Regions from separate parts of the Mus musculus genome. Here all the other regions are linked to region 1. The links are chromatin contacts, found by Hi-C or POLR2A ChIA-PET in ENCODE. All regions are on one chromosome and are shown on one strand. Each heading gives the region's core, a stretch centred on a gene start or an enhancer-like site at or near the end of the contact. The rest is flanking DNA. Distances are from core to core; before and after follow the strand shown.

Region 1 (2,846 bases), core at 101-2,600:
CTTCTCCTTAGGTGAGAAGGAAAAAGAAATGATTGCTGGGAGCTTCACCATAAGCTCCGCCTCCCCCAACTCCTTTCCAAGTCCATAGTGGGCACCGCTGTCGTCTGCCCTTGAGGAAAGAGCTCCCAAAGATGCTTTATTATTGCCTTTCCTTTCATTATGACTGCGAGGAGGGAAATAAGGTAAAATGATTTACCCAAGCCTCAGCGGTCACATGGCTTGAATTAAGGACTGTCTTCCTTCAAAGCTAAGCTTACTTAGTCTCGAAGGATGGGGAAGCAGTGGACACACATCTGACCTCTCCTTGCGATGTAAATTCATTTGTAGGTCCTTCCCTTGTGTGTGGCAGGCAGCTTGGATTGCCTCAGTTTCTCTGTTGTGAACATTTCCCATGTCTCTCACCTTATTGGGCTTGCCCTCAACCCAATCCTGCCTAGGCTTCTAGCCTGCCTCCCTTCCTGCCCGCTTTGCCCCTGGCCCTGCCCACTTGCCCCAGTCACATTTCCCTTGGCTGCTCTGCCAGGGCTCTTCCTGCTATTTGGCACACTTCTACTTTCCCTGGGAAGATCTGCCCTGTGGCTCATGTGGGCACATTGCCCAGGGGGCTCCCTGGTACTACCTGGGCAGCCCTTTTGTCCTCTCATCAACTTGGTTGAGTCACGGGGGGGGGGGGGGCGCACACAAAGTGACTCACTGGGTACCCTTGTTCTGAGCTCAGCTTCATTCTGAGCCAGTGAGTCTAAATGGGCTAATGACCAGGGACACTGAGTCAGGTCAGGAGCCTTGGTTTCCCTGTGGCCCTGGGTTTGGATTCCAAATAACGGTTTAAGCATTTTTTTCTTGTAAAGTGGCAAAAGTCATGGAGCCCCCTTGAACTCAGTCTCTCCTGGTCAATGTCCCTGCTCCTTCTGGTGTTCTCTCTCTCTCTCTCTCTCTCTCTCTCTCTCTCTCTCTCTCTCTCTCTCTCACACACACACACACACACACACAATTTCCTTTCTGAGTTCTTCACAGGTGGACAATACAACCAGGCTAGAAGCCAGGACTCCTAGGCTGTGTCAACAGCCTTGTCACCAACTCCAGAAAGTTCTGTCAACACCAGATCAGTTTGTCTAGCCCTAACCACTGCCTCAGTTTCCCCATTACTTTCTTTAACCCAATCTGAGTGTGGAAGGAGTGTCCCTCATCCCTAAATGGCTAAGACTAGGTTGGGGTGTACAGTGTGCATGGGGAAGCTCAGGGCCAGCGCCCCCACCCCATCCCCGCTCCTGCTGAGGACTGCGTGGAGGAGGGGCGGGCGGAGGCGGGGCCGTGGGGCTCAGCGCGGCCCCCACCCGCGGGCCGGGCGGCATTCCTGGGAGGCCGGCGCTCTGACGTGGACCCTGGGGCTGCGGGCGCGGCGGGGGGGTCGGCAGCCCGGGGGCTTCTTAAACCCACTGCCCCGGCCCGGCCCGCACTTCCCGAGCACCGCTCCGCCCCGGGAGAGAGAGAGAGCCCTAGCCGGACAGCCCAGCAGCTCAGCCCAAGAGGCCAGCGAGCCCCGCCGCCCAGAGCGCTAACGAAGTCTCCGAGAACTCGGTGTCCCCGCGTCCCGCCCCGACAGCACCCACAGCCCGATCCCCAGGCCGTACTCCCCCGGCCCCCCGCCGCGCCACCATGATGAACAACAGCAACTATTCGGACGCCTCCGGCCTCGGCCTGGTTGACGAGGCGGACGAGATGCCGTCCACGGAGAAGGACCTAGCGGAGGACGCACCGTGGAAGAAGATCCAGCAGAACACATTCACGCGGTGGTGCAACGAGCATCTCAAGTGTGTGGGCAAGCGCCTGACCGACCTGCAGCGAGACCTCAGCGACGGGCTGCGCCTCATCGCGCTGCTCGAAGTGCTCAGCCAGAAGCGCATGTACCGCAAGTTCCACCCGCGCCCCAACTTCCGCCAAATGAAGCTGGAAAATGTGTCTGTGGCCCTGGAGTTCCTGGAGCGGGAACACATCAAGCTCGTGTCCATCGGTCAGTGCGGGGGTCACAGGGAACGGTCACAGCGGGGGTAGGAACAGGTCACATAGGTGCGGGTACTGAGATCCGGAACAGAAAACCTTTCCCTTGCCTGGTCTGATTTCTCCCTCGCCAGTACAGGCTGGAGCCCAGATACCCCTCTAGGACAGGTGGCACCCCTGAGAAGTTCCCTTCCGAAGTTGTCCAAACATCTTAGCTTCAGCCTCCCTACACACACTCCTACCGACCTGCCCAAAGTCCCCTCTTTTCCTTCCACCGGGCCACCCTTGCTTGCACATGCTTGCGAGGACAGGGCTGGTGCCCAGTGCTAATTCCTTGGGGGCGTATCCCGCCACCCACATGAAAGCAAATGGCTTCCCATCGCCTTCGTCGCTGGGCAAAAGCAGTCTTAAGACAGGTTCCAGTCGTCTCTGGGTTCTCAGGGCCCTGAGGCCAGGGAGACTAGTGGCCTGAAGCTCGCTGATGCGCTTGGCAGGCATGTGCTCCCCATCTGGGATCTGGCCGGACTAGAGCAAACAGAACCCGGCCTCAGAAACCTAAAAAGGCACTGAGCAACGTCCTGGGAGCTTTAACCCCTGATTGCCCTGGTCGTTTAGGTCGTCTGGGAGGGGGACTCCTGCCTGTCCATGCCCTGTTCCAACCCACCACCTGGCCTGGGATTGGCTACAGCTAAGGGTCAAGCTGCCCTGGAGGGAGGGGAAGGCTGAGGAAGAGAGGAAGTCATTGAGTGTAACCAGATTTGGAAGGTGTGTCAGTTCTGAGTGGGGGTAGGGAGGCGCAGGAGTCTAGAGAGTCCAGAAGCCCAGGGTGGGTTTTGAGTGGCAAGAAG
Region 2 (2,846 bases), core at 163-2,662, 52 kb after region 1:
ACCTCCAGCTTCCATGACAATGCAGAAGTCTGTCTTGGGTCCCCTAGCAGGGGCTTGTACCCAGTTCCTTTAGCCTGTTGCAACTTCTTGCTCCCAAGCTACTCACCTTCCAGCTGTTCCCAAACGAAGCCTCTGTGGGCAGGAGCCTCCCATCCGGACCCTGCAGATCATCCTGGGCAAAGCCATTGAAGTTCCCACAGAGACCACAAGTCTGGCCCCGGTAGGAGCTGGGAACTCTCACCTCCACCTGGGATTGCCCGTCCCACAGCACCTGTGCAAAGAGGCTTGGGACTAGGGAGGGGGAAGGACGGAGACCCCAAGGAGTTCACGAGCTAATTTGATAGTCTCCCTGCTGTGGGATGGACAGGTGCACTGTGGGATGGAAGGGCCACTTCCCTAGCCTGTGTACCTTGTTATACAGCCTGACCAAATGCTCGTGGGAGAGCTGCCCACTGCATCTTTCAACTGGACTCCAGGTGGAACAAAACCCTCTTCCTGAGAATCACTGCCCTGGGGCCTTAAGGAAGGTACAACGCCATCAGAGTTTGGATCAAGTGCACACAGCTTGGGGTTGTAAGTTATGGCTCGGGCTGCGAGCAAGAGATCATCATTTTCCCACATGGGAGGTGGGAGAGTCCTCAGAACACCTTGACTGCCTCCTGATCCCCACCGACTTTATACTTTCTCACCCCTGCCTTCTCCTCCTCCTACCAGGCAGACGCGTTGGAAGTTACAGAAGCGTTAGAAGTGCTGAGGTGCCAGGACCACCCTGTTTTGCCCTCTGTCTATACCTGAAGCCCAGGCTGGGCATGCAGGATCACAGTGTGACCACGAAGCTCAATGTACAGCAGTGGCTCCCGGAGGAAGGGCAAGGTCACTGTGTGCTGGTCCACCTGGAAAAGGGGGAGGGGGAGGGGAAGGAAGGGGCCATGTCGGATCAGACAGGTGAACTGTGTAGCACTGACCTTCCCTGGGTCCTTAGCTCACCATGACTGTCCTGCCCTGCAGCAGCCTCACAGCCACGGTTCCCAACAGCACTGCTACCTCTTGGGTCCAGGCCACACCCCTCCGGCCCCGGTCATCATTAGTCACGTGCACACTAAGAGGAGGAAGGGCCCGGGTGCCAGAGGTCAGAGGTGCCAGGTTAAGGTGTCACGGAGTAGAGAAAGGGGTTCGTACCTGAAGTCCTCGCCGTGGCAGTCCTTGGCCAGCACGTAGCTGCAGCTGCCTTGGAAGTGCAACAGGCGGCCATCGAAGGTGCGGTAATGGGGGTCTCCGAAGGCCATGCAGGAAGCCGGCCGGGGCAAACAGCGGAGACAGCAGCTGCCGGGACTCAGGGCAGGGACCTCATCCTGGCCCCCGACCCAAACAGATTCAGTCACAGGACACTTCCCCTGTCAAGTCTCAGCCCTCTGGTGGTCTCACTGATCCCTTGAACCCAGGTTCACCCCCTGGTGGTCACTCCAGGAACAGCACCAGCCCTGGCTCCGCTAGTAGTTCATGGATGGCAACAGAAACCCAAAGCCCCTCTCATCGCTCTGGGGAGGCAGTGCCCTTGTGCCCTAGTCCTACCACCTTGAACCAAGGCACTCACCCGGCTACATGCGAGCTTCCTGCAGCGCTGGGTCTGGCAGTGCACAGTACCAGCCACACAGGAGCAGCTGGTGCAGGCATCCACTGCCCACTGTTCTCCAGAGGCCACCCAGCGACCCTGATGCATGCATGACTGGGTAGGGTCTGAGGAGAAACGAGACAGGTTCAGTACCCTGCCCAAACACAGCAGTGTTTCTGGACAGACATCCATTTCTCCTTCTTAGACTGTGTGGTGGAGGATATCAGCTGGAGAGTGATGGCTGGAGAGTCGGCAGGACCCCAGCAACACTTGAATAACCTGCACCTGCCACTCGTGATCTGAGGAACGTCGGGCAAAGGGAGGTGGGTCTAGCATCCACCAGCAAATATGGCCCATGTGGGTGGCAGAGGCATTGTTCTGCTGGACAAGGAGTTGAGGCCAGGCTCCATTTCCACCTGCACTGTTGGGTGTTCTTGTAGGGCCAACAGAGAGGACTTAGCTATGTTACTCTTCCTCCATCAACACATCCCTCCCCTTGGCACTGCTTGAGGACCATGCCAGCTTTAAGCACCTTTAGCCATAAGGACAGGAGAGCTCTTGGCTCTTCTCAAGGTACACTCCACATGGTCCTAAAGACAGATGTCATTGTAGAGGGATTTCCCACAGGAGCCAGGCTGTGGTGATTTGAGTGAAAATGCACCCCCCCATAGAATGACAGGGAGTGGCATTATTAGAGGTGTGGCCTTGCTGGAGGAAGTGCGCCATGGGGGGTGGGGGTGGGGTTAAGGTTTTACAAGCAAGACCCAGTGTGACTCTCTCTTCCAGCTGCCTGTAGATTCAGATGTAGAACTCTCAGCCTCTTCTCCAGCCCTGTGACTGCCTGCAGGCCACCATGCTTCCTGCCACGATGATAATGGCCTAAACCTCTGAACCTGTAAGCCAGCCCCAATTATTTTCCTTTATAACAGTTGCCACAGTCATGAGAGCTCTTCACAGCAAAAGAAACCCTAACTAAGACCCAGGCCATGACCTGCAATCTCTGTGGCCTTCTGAGTAGGGCCTTAGGCAGTGCCTCTTTCACAGTTCCTCTGCCCCAGAAGAACACCCAACAGCGCAGGTGGGCATGAAGCCCGGGCCTCAACTCCTTGCCAGGACAATGCAGCTGCTACTCACATGGCCCCTATTTGCTGGTGGATGTTAGACCTGCCTCCCTTTACCTACCCACTTGTCCCCAGGTTACATGGTAGGTGCAGGCAATGCAAGTGTTGCTTTG
Region 3 (2,846 bases), core at 238-2,737, 37 kb before region 1:
AGAAGGTGAAAACAAATAATTCTTCATTTTTCTGATTATCAGGCTGGGGGTCGGGGGGAGGAATTACTACTGACTTCTGGACTTTTTTGTTTTGTTGGTTTTTGGTTTTTGAGACAGGGTTTCTCTGTGTAGCCTTGGCTGTCCTGGAACTAACTCGGTAGACCAGGCTGGCTTCTAAATCATATAGATCCGCCTGCCTCTGACTCCCAGGTGCTGGGATTAAAGGTGTGAGCCATCACTGCCTGGCAGACATCATTGTTAATAGGGAACGTGAGTTTAAATTCATGAGTTAAAAATCTGGGATAAATGATGAAGGCGTTGTTAACTTAGTCGGAAGCTCCATGTTACTCATTTACTCCATGAGTCAGGTACTTTGATACTGAAGATACAAAGATAACTAGGATACTTCCCAACCTTAACAGCAGGCAATACTCTGATGCTGCCCAGAGGGTCAGAAGAGCACAGCAGGAGAGTCTAAAAAAAGGAAGGGATGGGGTGTCTGGAGAGTAACTCTCAACACAATGCTGAAATTACTGATAAGCCTGAGATGTGCAGGGAATTGCTTCATTCCTGAGGAACATGGAGGGCTTGAGAGCCCAGTAGCCTGGGGAGTTGAACCCAGCCAAGCCATGCCCAAACTTTAGGAGTGAGAATACATGAGAAAGAACTGGTGTGAGGTACCAAGCTTAGAAATCTCTCCACGATTATAACTCGGGGAGCAGATTCCTGAGTATCCACTTCTGACCTAAATGAGACCTGCTGAGATGTCAAATCTGCCTCAAGACCAAGTTCATCTCTTGAATAAATAGATGAAAAGTTGAAAAAAAGCTTCGTGGTTTCCCACATTTCTTGTTACAGGGAACATCAATGATGCCCACACTGCACAGGTCACAGAGGGCGTGGCTCAAAGGGCTGGGAAGAAAGAGGGACTTGGTACACTGGGAGGAGAGCTCTGGCTGGGTGGGATTTCGGGGAAAGCAGTGATGTACCACCACCTAGCACTTGGCACATGCAGGTCTCAACTATCCGCCAGCCCTGCAGTAGCTCTGGGGCGCTTGAGGCTACCCGGAGGGATGGGTTCTGTGGACTGCGGGGATGGGGACGCTGGCTCTGTGTGGGAACCAAGGAAGTGCGCGTGTGTTTGCGCATCTGCAGGAAACAGTCCATCCCCCCCCACCCCCACCCCCCCCCCGGTTCTATCATCCGTCAAGACTAGCCCCTGAGGTCCCTAGGCGTGGCGGACCCAGGGTGGGTTCTGCAGCCAGAACCAAGCCATGCTAGCACTCCTTGGGCGCATCCTCAAGACCCGGTAGCTCACGTCCGCTTTTCAGGCGCAGCAGACCTGAAGCTGCCTCGGACGAGCCTGGGGCACTTTAGTGACGTGTTTTGAACCTCTTTTGCTGGTCCTCACTGGGTCTGGAGCCGGGGACTGGGGGAGGGTTTCCGGGCGGCCACAGGCGGGCACTCGCGTCAGGTGGCCAGGCCAGGCCCCGCCCTCTCGGCCCGCCCTCTCTCCTCCCTGCGCACCGGGCTCCCGGTCCCCGGCCCGGAGGCTGCGGCTTCTGCTCGGGAGGCGGCGGCGGCGGCGGGAGCAGCCATGGAGGCAGGCGGCGGGGCCGGCGCGGGAGCCGCGGGCTGGAGCTGCCCTGGCCCAGGTCAGAGCGGCCTCTCTCTCAGCTCCCTATGCTCCTTCCCCCTACGGCTCTCCTTCCTTCTGACCCCCAGGTGCTCCTGGTACTGAGTCGGCTCCCTTCACCCTGGCCTCCACCGGATACTGCTCTCCATCTTTCGACCTGGGTTGTCCCTTCCCAGCGGTCACTCCCCAAGCGCTCCCCAGTTAGTCTCTCCAGCCCGATTGTGTTTCCAGCTCACGAGGGGGGCGGGGGAGTTGTCTCTAGAGCCTGCACCCTTCTAGTTCATCAAAGCTCTTGACCACCGGGAGAGGGTGGGGTGGGCGAGGTTTGGTGAGGGAGGGAAGGGGAGAGAAAGAGAAACGGCCTAGTTTAGAGCCCCTTCTCTCCTCTCCTGAGCCGGCCACCCCTCCCTTCTCTGCTTTGCTATATAGGATCCTCCCAAAACCTTCTTTCCTAGTTCCCACCCTACCCCTCTTCTTATGCCCCAAGCTAAACAAACACTCACCCTCTTCTGTCTGAGCGAGGGAGAGGAGCCGGGAACAGGGGTGCTGAGGTTGGGCCGCGCCGGACTGGGGTCCCCTCCATAGGCATGAGAGGTGGCTGAGGGAATAGAATCACAGAGCTGGGCAGAGTGAGTCAGGCTTCTCCAGTGTGATTGCAAATTCCGGGGCTCCCATATAAGAATGCACGTCCCTTTCTTTCCCCTCAGCCCCAGGCCCCTCTATTCCTACAGTTCTTACTTTCTCCCGGCTCACAGGACCCACAGTAACCACTTTAGGCTCCTATGAGGTATCTGAGGGTTGTGAGAGGAAGAAAGGCCAACGCTGGGGGTCTCTGGAGCGCCGTGGGATGCAAGCTATGGACGGTGAGTTTTCTGAAAAAGGCTTTCTATCGCCCTACTCCGTAGCTCCCTTCTTCCTTCCCTGACCCCAGAACTCTGAGCCAGAACAGGGCCCTCCCCTCACTTCATCTCAGGCCCCTCCTCCCTGGTGGCTGAGCTCCAAGCCTCCCCTGGGCTCAGGCATTGTGGGAAGTTTGGGCACATCCCTTTGGGGCGCCAATCACCCAGCTAACCAGGTTGTGTGTCCCGGGAAGCTGCCAGACAGAGAGAGGCCCTGCTCAACCCAGCCTGGAAACAGGCTTTCGGCAGGGGGCTTGTTCTTCTCACTGCCTGCTGACCCAGATCCCAAGCTGTCTCTTATTTTTAAAAGC
Region 4 (2,846 bases), core at 217-2,716, 35 kb after region 1:
CTGCTTGCAAGCTGCCATGCTTCCTGCCATGATAATGGACTGAACCTCTGAATCTGTAAGCCAGCCTCAATTAAATGTAACCTTTCTAAGAGTTGCCCTGGTCACAGTGCCTCTTCACATGTGCTGGTGCCCCTCTCATTCCTAAGACAATATCCCAAGCTGGCCTTGAGCTTGTGCCAATCTTCTTGCTTCAAACCTCCTAAGTGCTAGGATTGTTTCTATGCAATTATCTAAATTTAGGAACTAACATGAGGCCTTGCTTGGTTTCTACAGCACTACATAGTGTCATCATTCATTTGCCTATTTCTTTGGTAATTTAATATATATTCAGTAATTGTTAGCCATGTCATAGTTAGCATGCATGTGTACATCATACCGATTCAGACCTTGACCTTCCAGCTAGGAAATACCTGTTCTTGGACAGTTATGGTAGCCTATGTCTGTAATCCCAGACTGAGGCAAGAGTTGAAACAAACAAATGGACAGGAAATAGTGGTGCATTTCTGTAGTCCCAGCATTCAGGAGGATGATGCAGTAGGACCACTGGCTGCAAGTTCAAGGCCAACCTAGTCTACATTCTGAGTTCCAGGCCAGAAAAGGCTACATATAGCAGGTTTCAAAAAACAAACTACCAAATAAAACCAAAAAAAGGGGGTAGGTAGTTTGGCCTAATCCTAATATTTGGATAAATCTTTTTATAAGATTTATTTATTTCATATATGTGGGTACACTGACACTGTCTTCAGATGGTTGTGAGCCACCATGTGGTTGCTGGGAATTGACCTCAGGACCTCTAGTAGAGCAGTCAGTGCTCTTAACCACCTAGCCATCTTCCAGCCCTGAGACCTATCTTTAAAAAAAAAAAAGCACTGGGTTGACCAGATGAACCTCAAGGTGACTCTCATAGGGTGTATTATGACCTCACAAACTTGTGGCCTGCTCCACTGCCACACTACACCTGCCTCCGAAATCACAAATGTAACAACAAAAAGATGTTTTTTTTTTTTAAGTCAAACAAATCAAGCACACACTGTTCTGTTTTGTGTAATGGCGCAGGCCTATAATACCAGCATTCGGAAAGTAGAAGCAATAGGATCTATCCTCTTCTACACTGCAAGTTCAAGTCCGGCCTGAGATAGGTAACCATCTGTCTCAAAAAAGCCAAAACCAAACTAACGTACACTGAAAAGAAAGAAAAAAAAAGTATGTCCCCTAAAGTCTCGGTCTCTAATAACACTAGGTTCAAAAGGCATTTCTTCCAAGAGAGAAGAAATTAAGGACAGAATGCCAGAGAGAGGCCTGTGACGCTCAGCCTTCTGGGAGACGTAGTTCTGTGGTTTGTGTTTCTGGCCTCTATGGCGCAAGAGTACGCAGATTAAGCGGAGTTCCTGCTAAATGCGCATGCCCGGGAGGCGGGGAACTGCGCATGACTGAAGGGCGGGGTCTCTGCGGGGGCGGGGCATCACAGGTGTTTGGGAAGCGCTCTGCCCGGCGGACAGGATGGCGGGCAGAGGTAAGCTAATCGCGGTGATTGGAGACGAGGACACGGTGACTGGTTTCCTGTTGGGCGGCATAGGGGAGCTAAACAAGAACCGCCACCCTAATTTCCTGGTAGTGGAGAAGGATACCACCATCAATGAGATCGAAGACACTTTCAGGTACGGTAGCCTGTTAGGCCTAAATGGGTCCTTCCGCTTGCTACAAGCACGGGGAGAATTGGTGGCCTGATAACCTGGGTGTCACGTGGTGATGGGGACCGGGATGGTCCCGGAAGTCGTCTGTCCACCCTGAGCAGGGGCCTCCGCCATCTAAGTTCCCTTTTGGGGCTCAGTGGGGTCCGGCCTACCGCAGGTCCACGAACTTTCCCCATCACATGATTGTGTGTCAGTTTAGGAGGGGAGTGGAGCTTATGGTCTGCACCAGCTGTAATTGGACGCCTGGAGCCTCTTGCCAGTGCTGACCGGCTTGTTCAGCCCTCTTCCGGGGTCTCTGTAGCGTATTCTCTGAACCTTAGTCTTTTCGACTAAGAAAACTAACCACCTCCAGCGTAGGTCCGGACAGTGGGCGCGTGTGTGTGTGTGTGTGTGTGTGTGTGTGTGTGTGTATACGCTTCATTTATCTTAGAGGCTTACAATTGTCCTGTAAGGTACTGGTTATTCCCAGTTACTAGTGAGAAAAATAAAGGACAATTGGTTAGGGCACAGGCACATTAGCCATAGGAGGCAGAACCCAGGTCAACTCTTTCTTTTTAATTACGGCGTTTGTGTGTGTCCGTGGGTAGGTGTGCACACATGGAGGTCAGAAGACAACTTGTGGAGTCAGTTTTCTTTCCATGGGCTTTGAGGATTGAACTCAAGTAACAGGGCTTGGATAACAAGCAGCTTTACCTGTGTCTTCTAAGTTACTACCCACTCTGTTTATTCAGCTCCCTGCAGTCTGCCATGGGGCTTCCATTTGTCTTGCGCACAATAAGCAAAACATCTGGGAAGTATGGCCTTCCCCAAAGACTTTGTACTTCAGATCTTCACATCATACCCTGGGTCGTAGTTTTTAAAACTGGGTGCAGGCATTCCTTTTAAGCCAGAAAGTGCACTGTTGACTAGAATTGAGGGTGCCAACTCTCTATTTTTTTTCCTCATTCCTTTTCTAGAATTACTATGCCAAATCTCAGGAATAAACTGCCCTCACCTGTTTCCCCTAAATAGCCCAGTCCAGGGATGCTGGCTGAGACTAGTTCCCACAGCCTGGAGCGTGGCAGGCTCTGACCTGGGAGACTGATCTCTTAGCAAACCAGTAAAGTGACCTCCATTGCCACTGGAGGACAGATCTTACTTCCAAGGATTTAC

The links. Hi-C counts contacts between places; a loop is a spot of excess contacts on that map. ChIA-PET counts read pairs that join two places held with the same protein, here RNA polymerase II (POLR2A).
Region 2: POLR2A ChIA-PET joins it to region 1 with 13 read pairs in Patski. The contact joins the enhancer-like site here to the promoter of Flnc in region 1. POLR2A ChIA-PET finds 5 or more read pairs at or near these places in 3 of 5 experiments (Patski and embryonic stem cell).
Region 3: a map of heart shows a loop between it and region 1 (3-fold over the local background). The contact joins the promoter of Ccdc136 here to the promoter of Flnc in region 1. A Hi-C loop is called at or near these places in 5 of 37 maps with a recorded cell type or tissue (CH12.LX and heart). POLR2A ChIA-PET finds 5 or more read pairs at or near these places in 2 of 5 experiments (Patski and embryonic stem cell).
Region 4: POLR2A ChIA-PET joins it to region 1 with 31 read pairs in Patski. The contact joins the promoter of Atp6v1f here to the promoter of Flnc in region 1. A Hi-C loop is called at or near these places in 2 of 37 maps with a recorded cell type or tissue (both heart). POLR2A ChIA-PET finds 5 or more read pairs at or near these places in 3 of 5 experiments (Patski and embryonic stem cell).

The regions. Positions count from the first base shown.
Region 1 is chr6:29,431,803-29,434,648 of GRCm38, forward strand. It overlaps Flnc (filamin C, gamma), which reads left to right and starts at 1,351. Exons shown (of 48, transcript NM_001081185.2): 1 at 1,351-2,011. The coding sequence starts at 1,657.
Region 2 is chr6:29,483,824-29,486,669 of GRCm38, forward strand. Kcp (kielin/chordin-like protein) reads right to left here. Exons shown (of 38, transcript NM_001029985.4): 32 at 1,595-1,737; 33 at 1,180-1,352; 34 at 988-1,099; 35 at 792-893; 36 at 107-271. Among named protein-coding and RNA genes, the nearest start is that of Atp6v1fnb, 14 kb to the left of the region's middle. Within about 2 kb of position 1,413, at least 1 of the 3 ENCODE cell types and tissues checked has a DNase peak (open chromatin) inside an H3K27ac peak, as active enhancers do.
Region 3 is chr6:29,395,088-29,397,933 of GRCm38, forward strand. Ccdc136 (coiled-coil domain containing 136) reads left to right here and starts at 1,488. Exons shown (of 18, transcript NM_001347071.1): 1 at 1,488-1,655; 2 at 2,392-2,499. The coding sequence starts at 1,598.
Region 4 is chr6:29,466,317-29,469,162 of GRCm38, forward strand. It overlaps Atp6v1f (ATPase, H+ transporting, lysosomal V1 subunit F), which reads left to right and starts at 1,467. Exons shown (of 2, transcript NM_025381.2): 1 at 1,467-1,658. The coding sequence starts at 1,501.